Linked DNA regions of Homo sapiens: regions 2 and 3 are each linked to region 1. A link is a contact called in ENCODE Hi-C or POLR2A ChIA-PET data. All regions are on one chromosome and are shown on one strand. The core of a region is the stretch at or near the end of the contact, and the rest is flanking DNA. Distances in the headings are between cores, read along the strand shown.

What was found. A loop is a pair of places that touch in the nucleus more often than their neighbours do. ChIA-PET counts read pairs that join two places held with the same protein, here RNA polymerase II (POLR2A). Pooled maps may share reads with other maps.
Region 2: a pooled map shows a loop between it and region 1 (4-fold over the local background). The contact joins the promoter of CASP10 here to the enhancer-like site in region 1. A Hi-C loop is called at or near these places in 9 of 50 pooled maps. POLR2A ChIA-PET finds 5 or more read pairs at or near these places in 2 of 52 experiments (CD4-positive, alpha-beta T cell and activated T-cell).
Region 3: a loop to region 1 is called in a pooled map, with 7 times the contacts of the local background. The contact joins two enhancer-like sites. A Hi-C loop is called at or near these places in 1 of 168 maps with a recorded cell type or tissue (CD4-positive, alpha-beta T cell) and 7 of 50 pooled maps. POLR2A ChIA-PET finds 5 or more read pairs at or near these places in 7 of 52 experiments (A549, HEK293T, activated CD4-positive, alpha-beta T cell and 3 more).

Annotation. Positions count from the first base shown.
Region 1 is chr2:201,430,923-201,433,452 of GRCh38, forward strand. All of the region lies in intron 1 of TRAK2 (trafficking kinesin protein 2), which reads right to left. Among named protein-coding and RNA genes, the nearest start is that of TRAK2, 19 kb to the right of the region's middle. Within about 2 kb of position 1,274, at least 15 of the 41 ENCODE cell types and tissues checked have a DNase peak (open chromatin) inside an H3K27ac peak, as active enhancers do; they include CD4-positive, alpha-beta T cell, where a contact is called at or near this core.
Region 2 is chr2:201,181,882-201,184,411 of GRCh38, forward strand. It overlaps CASP10 (caspase 10), which reads left to right and starts at 1,260. Exons shown (of 10, transcript NM_032977.4): 1 at 1,260-1,427.
Region 3 is chr2:201,235,275-201,237,804 of GRCh38, forward strand. It overlaps a transcript of CASP8 not described here. Among named protein-coding and RNA genes, the nearest start is that of CASP8, 24 kb to the right of the region's middle. Within about 2 kb of position 1,262, at least 7 of the 41 ENCODE cell types and tissues checked have a DNase peak (open chromatin) inside an H3K27ac peak, as active enhancers do.

The DNA.
Region 1 (2,530 bases), core at 24-2,523:
GACTGGTGCTGTTCCTATTTGGCCATCTTGGAACCCCTCCCTGTCTAGTATTTCTTAAATTTCTGGCTCAACAGCCAACTGTGTACCCAGAATGACTACCACGTTTAAGTATGGAGTAGATGCGGTCTGAAGATACCTCTGAGTAATCTTCACATAGAAGGACATAAGGACTAAGAAACTGTGCTCCTGCTAATAAAGTTTCAAGTGCCATAGAGCTGGGATTATCAAGAGTGATGATTCCTAAAGCTCATTCCTTCATGGGTCTGAGGAAGGTTTGCTAATAACAAAAAAGTCTTAACTATACTTAGCATCTTTCTCCATAGCAGTGTGGCTATACATTTCCTATTGCTACTACAACAAATTACCACAAACTTAGTGGCTTAAAACAACACCAATTTATGATCTTACAGTTCTGGAGGTCAGAAAAATGAAAAGTGTCAATGGACCAAAAGCAAGGTGTTAGAAGAGTTATGCCCCCTCCCTCTGGAGGCTCCAGGGAAAAATCATTCCCTTGTCTTTCCTAGCTTTTAGAGTTGTATTACTTGGCTCAGGGTTTCTTCCACCATCTTCTATGCCAGCTGCGTAGCATCTTCAAGTTTCTCTCTGCTTCTACTGTTACACTGTCTTCTTCTGCTGTCAAGTCTCCTTTGCCTCACTCCTATAAGGACACCTGTGATTACATTTAAGGTAAAACTGGATAATCCAGCATAATCTTCCGTCTCAAGATCCTTAATGTAGCCATGTCTGCAAAGTCCTTTTGGCATATAAGGTAATATTCACAGGATCCAGGGATCAAGAACTGCATATCTTTGAGGGCCAGTATTCAGCCTACCTCAGTGGTTAAGAATGTGGATTCTGGAACTAGAGTGCCTAAATTTGAACTCCAGCCCCACCACTTACTGGTTGGGTGATCTTGGACAAATTACTTGACCTCATTTTTTCATCTGTTAAGTGGGCCTAATAACAGGATCTACTTTATGGGGACTAAGTGAATTATGACAGGATAATAGTAGCAGCTACCTCAGAGGGTTATTGGGAAATAACATGAGTTAATACATGTAAAGGTCTTAGAATAATGTCTTAGAATATAGTAAATGCTATGCAAGTACTGGTTATTATTAGTATTTCTATCACCAAAGTACTATTTTATAATTATTATTATTGTTATTGTACCTTACACAATGTTGGGCACAATCTACGGCCTACTCTCAATTGCTTGATAGCATCTTCTTTCAACCTAAGAAAGAATTTACTTCCTGCCTTCTGATGAGTGACGTTAGCTTAGTGTGATTAATCATTCTCTTCCTGTCTCTTGGATGCATGAATAAACCAAAAGCTTACACAGAGTCCTAAATGCAGTAGAAACTAAACTTTGGCAAACACAAATGACACATTTTCAGTGCCTTTCCTAGTCTGTGCACACGTATTCTGTGCACTTTTTTCAGGGCCATCTACTTTCTTTGCCGGATCTTTATTCAACCTTTTTAGGAACAACTTCACTGCTTTTCTTTATAAAACAACCAATCAGGCATGTATCATTTAACAAGAAGCCAGCCTTTGTAATCCATGCACATTAAGAAGAAGAAAATAAAGCAAAATAATCAAGTAACTTATTTTAAGAAGGATGAGACTTAAAAAGAACAACCAAAACATGTCATTGACATAAATATTGCTGGCAGGACACAACATGGCTAATGACTTAGATAGTTTAGCCCAGCCACAGAACTAATTGGTCAACAGTGAATGCCTAAATATAGGCCCTGTGCCTAAAAAATATCTTGCTACTTCCTTAAAACAGGATACTCTGGCCAAAACAGCCTTATTGAGAAGGCTAAAACAACTCTGGGAAAGTTCACCTCTGCTGGGCGTAGAGCCTGGGATTGCAAAAAATGTAATTATTTAGTGAAACATTTACACTGGAAATATATTCAAAATTTTTATTTTATAAGCAATACTTTGGGGATTAATTTGAAACACATGTGGGCTGCTGAAATGCATGCAGGAACAGTGCCAATCACCAATTCAGCAATAGCTCTCTTAGGCAGTGGCAACCTAATCCAGACAAAAGATAAGCTAATTTAAAAAATGATAATTTACCTTGTCCTCATAAAATAATATATTTTTGACAAAGACAGAGACTCACTAATTTTAATGTATCTGGCTACACTACAGATAAAGTTTACCAAAAAACCACAGTAATTTACAAACCAGATATTAAACCACTTAAAGACTCTATCATGGCTTCAGTGCTAAGAGCTGAAAAAAAGGCGGGAGGAGCATCACCAGCAAAACCCAGCCTGGACAGTAAGCAGCAGACCTCAGGAAGGCAGAGGCCACATATCACTATCCAGCTGCACCGATGCCGCGGGAAAGCTACACTGGCTACATTCAGCACAGCTGTTCTATTAGCATTTATAAAGTTGACCCTGAGGAAATAGGATTTGTGACCAGCAAATATTTTGTCCCTCTTTTTAACTGCCATTTGACTTAAAGATAAGTAGGGTGTCAGAATATGAAATACATGGAGGTC
Region 2 (2,530 bases), core at 10-2,509, 250 kb before region 1:
AATGATGCCTAGGACATGGAAAGGACATTTTAATACATTTGCTAATCAAAGCATCATAAATCTTGCTTTTTTTCCCCATAGATAAAACATCTTTCTAAGACTCTGTACCTCTTTCCAGAGTGCTGCACATTTGAGTTAGCTTAATTATAGTGTAGTGACTTTGATCCAAACTTGCTGGTTTAAATCTTGGCTCTTCCAGCCGCTCACTGTGTGACCTTGGGCAAATTAATTAACCTTTCTGTGCCTTAGTTTTCACATGTTAAAGCAGCAGTCATAGTAATAGTATTTATCTTACAGTGTTGTTGGGATGGTGAAATGAGTAAATATTTGTAAATGCCCTGGCACATGGTAGTTGCAATATTAGTGTGCAGTATTGTTTTTATGATTAGAAATAATGTCTTCAAAGTCTCACTTTCCTGCTGGTTTGAATGTGCTGTGAGAACACATACTGTCAGTTTTGCCTACCACAAATTTGTTGAGTCTCTTGCAGGTACCTCCAAATGGGCTTGTAATTCACCATCCCCACTTTTCTTTTTTTTTTCCTTTCTTTTTCTTTTTATTTCTTAATTTCTCCCACAAAGACTGAAAGTGAATCCCCACTTTTCTTTTATCTTTTAAAAATTTTATTTGTGGGCCGGGCACGGTGGCTCCATGCCTGTAATCCCAGCACTTTGGGAGGCCAAGGAGGGTGGATCACAAGCTCAGGAGTTCGAGACCAGCCTGGCCAACATGGTGAAACCTCGTCTCTACTAAAAATACAAAAAATTAGCCGGGCGTGGTGGCGCATGCTTGTAATCCCAGCTACTCGGGAGGTTGAGGCAGGAGAATCACTTGAACACAGGAGGCAGAGGTTGCGGTAAGTGGAGATCGCTCCATTGTTTATTTGCATGTGGACATAAGAAAGGGTTAACATGGCCGACAACTATTTCATGAGCTTTTTGGCTTTATTTGAAAAGTGAAGTGTGTTTGGGGAAGGAGTTGGTTAGGAAAACAGATGCTTCCCTTTTTGACTTACCAAGGAAATGGAGATCCAAAGGAAAGCCTGAAGCACTTTGTGGCTTCCACGGGTTCGTTTCTAGGAAGCTTTTGCTTTACCTGGGGAAACCCCAAGCTCTACAGTGAGAAAGTTGTAAATTAGCCTTTAGGAGACGCTGTTTGTCAAAGTTATCTTAACCCTGGAAAAGGGGAGGGAAAAAGGCAGATAAGCAGTGATGACATCAGCAGGAAACTAGTATCAGGCTACCCAGTCCTGAAGATTCAGTTTTCACTTAAACAACCAGCAAGTCTTGAAGTCTCTTCCCAAGCAAATGGGAGCTTCTTTGGACCTTGGAGCACACAGAGGATTCTACTTTCTTTAAAACTTTGTTTTCAGGCAATTTCCCTGAGAACCGTTTACTTCCAGAAGATTGGTGGAGCTTGATCTGAAGGTATGTAATTAACAACCCTTCTTACTCCAGAGTCTCATGCTTGAATCTTTTCCTTTGCTTCATGGCTTCGTGTTGTAGAAACTTGCAAAAACTTGTCAGCAATGGCACTATTTTTTCTTAGATTTCTTTGTCATGCCTGGGAAAACAAAAGTTAAAAAATCCGGAAGCCTCCAACATAGCCTTTTACCGGGGCAGAAATATGTTAGCTCACAGAGACAAAGTTTGGTAGACTCACTAAAACTAGAGATCAGAATTGTCAAGAAACCACAAGGCAAATGCTAGATGCGGTAGAATAGAAAGGTGTCTCCAATAAACCACTCATTTGACCTCAGGGCTAGTAGCAGGGAAGATCCCCTGGATTATCACATTAAAAATGACATTTTTTTGTTTCTTTTAACACCAAAAGTAATGTGTATGCTCACATATGCATAAAATTTGAGAAATTCAATTGGAAGCCCAGAAGGAAATTTGTATTATCTATAGTTATGTCACCTCGATATAACCACTGTTTGTTATGGAGGTTTTGATTTTTGCTGTGTCTTCCTTCCTTTATTTATTTATTTATTTATTTATTTATTTATCTATTTATTTATTTGAGACGGAGTCTCCCTCTTTCACCCTCCAGCACTCAAGCTGGAGTGCAGTGGCACAATCTTGGCTTACTGCAACTTCCGCCTCCCAGGTTCAAGCAATCCTCCCATCTCAGCTTCCTATGAAGCTGGGACCACAGGCATACACCACCAAGCCCAGCTAATTTTTGTATTTTTTGTAGAGACGGGGTTTCACCGTGTTGCCCAGGCTTGTCCCGAATTCCTGGCCTCACAGTGATCCACCTGCCTCAGTCTCCTGAAGTGCTTCTCTGATTATAATGAAATTTAGTATGTAGAATACCATAGTTTATAGACTAGTCAGATGGAAACATTGACTCATGTAATTTTTATCTTCCTTCGCTGATTTGAGCAACTCTTGTCTAAAATCACCCTTTCCTTCTGAGGTCTAGGAGGTTTTTTTGTTGTTGTTTTGTTTTGTTTTTGAGGCAGGGTCTTGCTCTGTCACCCAGGGTGGAGTGCAGTGGCACAATCATGGCTCACTGGAACCTCCAT
Region 3 (2,530 bases), core at 12-2,511, 200 kb before region 1:
TTCGGTGTTCTTATACTTGAAATGTGTCTGCCGTAAGTGGTGTATTGTTCAAGTTTTTCTTTTATTATAGAAAAATGTATTCTGGAAGGTACTTTTCTTAAAATTACAGTATTTAGTCCATTTTCATTTAATGTAATTGTCAATATAATTGGGCTAAAATCTACTATATTTCCAGTTGTTTTTTATTCGTGGCATCAATTCACTTTTCTCTACTTTCTTGATTTCTTTTAGACGAATTAAGTAATTTTAGAAAGTTCACCTTACTCCTTTATTAGCTTGTTAATTATGCATGCTTTTAGTATTCTCTTAGTAATTGCACTTGAGTTGTACTACCTAATAGTACAGCCACATGTTGTTTAAAACAGCTTTACTGAGATATGATTGATATACAACAAATGGCATATAAAGTATATAATTTGATAAGTTTTGACATATGTATGACATATATGACAGTCATATAGACACACTCATATATATATTCATGTGCCATTTCAGTCAATGACCGACCACATATATGATGGTGGTCTCATAAGATTATAATACGGTATTTTTACTGTACCATTTCTATGTTTAGATATATTTAGATATGCAAATACTTACCATTGTGTTACAATTGCCTACAATATTCAATACAGTAACATGCTTTGTAGGTCTGCATCTTAGGAGTAATAGTCTAGACCATATAGCCTAGGTGTGTAGTAGGCTATACCATCTAGGTTTTGCATAAGTACATTCTATGATGTTGGCATAATGACGAAATCACTGACGATGCTTTTCTTGGAACTTATGCCTGTCATTAAGTGACGTATGACTGTATATATTTGAGTGGAACTATCACTGCAGTCAGGATAGTGAACATATATATTACCTCCAAAATATTTCGTATGCCCTCTTGAATCCTGTCCTCCTGCCCCTCCCCACCCCTGCTCCTTTTAGGCATTTAGTTCTGTAAATTTTCTCCTAGCCTTGCTTTAGCGGCATCCCATGCATTTTGATATTTTGTTTTGATTTTAATTTAATTCAATACTACATAATTTCCTTTTGATTTCTTTTTTGACCCATGGATTATTTAGAGTTGTGTTATTTCATTTCCAAATATTTGGGGATTTTCCAGACATGTTTCTGTTGTCCAGGCCAATAACAAATTCCTGACGCCATGAAGTCAAAGATCTAACTCCCCAGGGGGAGAGTTATGCCCAAGAACCATCGGTATTTTGTGTTAGTGGTCATTGCCAGAGTGAATTCCACAGTGTTTGTGATAAACCCTAATAATTCCACCAGAGGGCAGCAAGCCAACATGAAAATTCTATTAAAAAGTCTTTTTTTAGAGACAAGAGTTTGGCTCTGCCGCCCAGGCTGGAGTGCAGTGGTGTGACCTCGGCTTACCGAACCCTGGCCCCACCGCAGACTCAACCTCCCAGGCTCAAGTGATTCTCCCACTTCAGCTCCCCATCTGCGAGTAGCTGGAATATAGGTGCGCACCACCGCACCTAGTTAATTTTTGCATTTTTTGTAGAGATGGAGTTTCATCATGTTTCCCAGGCTTGTCTTGAACTCCTGGGCTCAAGCTATCCATCTGCCTCGGCTGCCCAAAGTGCCGAGATGACAGGCGTGGGCCACTGTGCCTGGCCAGACAGAAGTTTTCAAGTAAAGAATAAATTTAGCTGAAGAGCAGTGTCAAATTATTTCTATCCCCACCCTCCTGAATTAAATCTTCGTAGTCTCTGATTCTCTTTGTCATATTCTTAACCATTTGGATTCTTTTCAGTGCGTCTGTGTTTGTTCCTTTTCCCCAGTATGACCCCTTTCTATTTTTTTTTTTTTTTTTTTTTTTGAGACAGAGTCTTGCTGTGTCGCCCAGGCTGGAGTGCAGTGGCACGTTCTTGGCTCACTGCAACCTCCGCCTCCCAGGTTCAAAAGATTCTCCCACCTCAGCCTCCTGAGTAGCTGGGATTACAGATGCCTGCCACCTTGCCCAGATAATTTTTGTATTTTTAGTAGAGATGGGGTTTCAACATGTTAGCCAGGCTGGTCTCAAACTTTTGACCTCAAGTGATCTGCCCGCCTCGGCTTCCCAAAGTGCTGGGATTACAGGCGTGAGCCACCTTGTCCAGACCCTTTTCTCTATCTTTATGAAAACATCTCTCCAGTAGATCTTCAGAGTAAAAAAAAAAAAAAAAAAAGGAAAAAAGAAAAGAAAAAAGAAAAAGAAAAGAAAACATCCAGCAAGGTCTCGGAGGAAAAATAGAAAATTAGAAGACTGGAGTGAGTCATGTTGATTTTCTGGTGTAAAATTTGTATCGAAACCTTACATAAATACTGAAGAATTCACAAGTTGTAAATATACAGCTTGGTGACTGATTTTGATATCCAGACAGTTTTTTTCCCACTTGCACACACTCCCCGCAAGAATGCATGCTGGTTTGTAAAGTCATTAATTTACTGGTGCATCAGTGGATGGCTCTGTGTCTTCTGGCTTTATCTTGGCCCAGAAAGACAGGAATTAACGTTGAGCCTAGTAGTCTTTGGC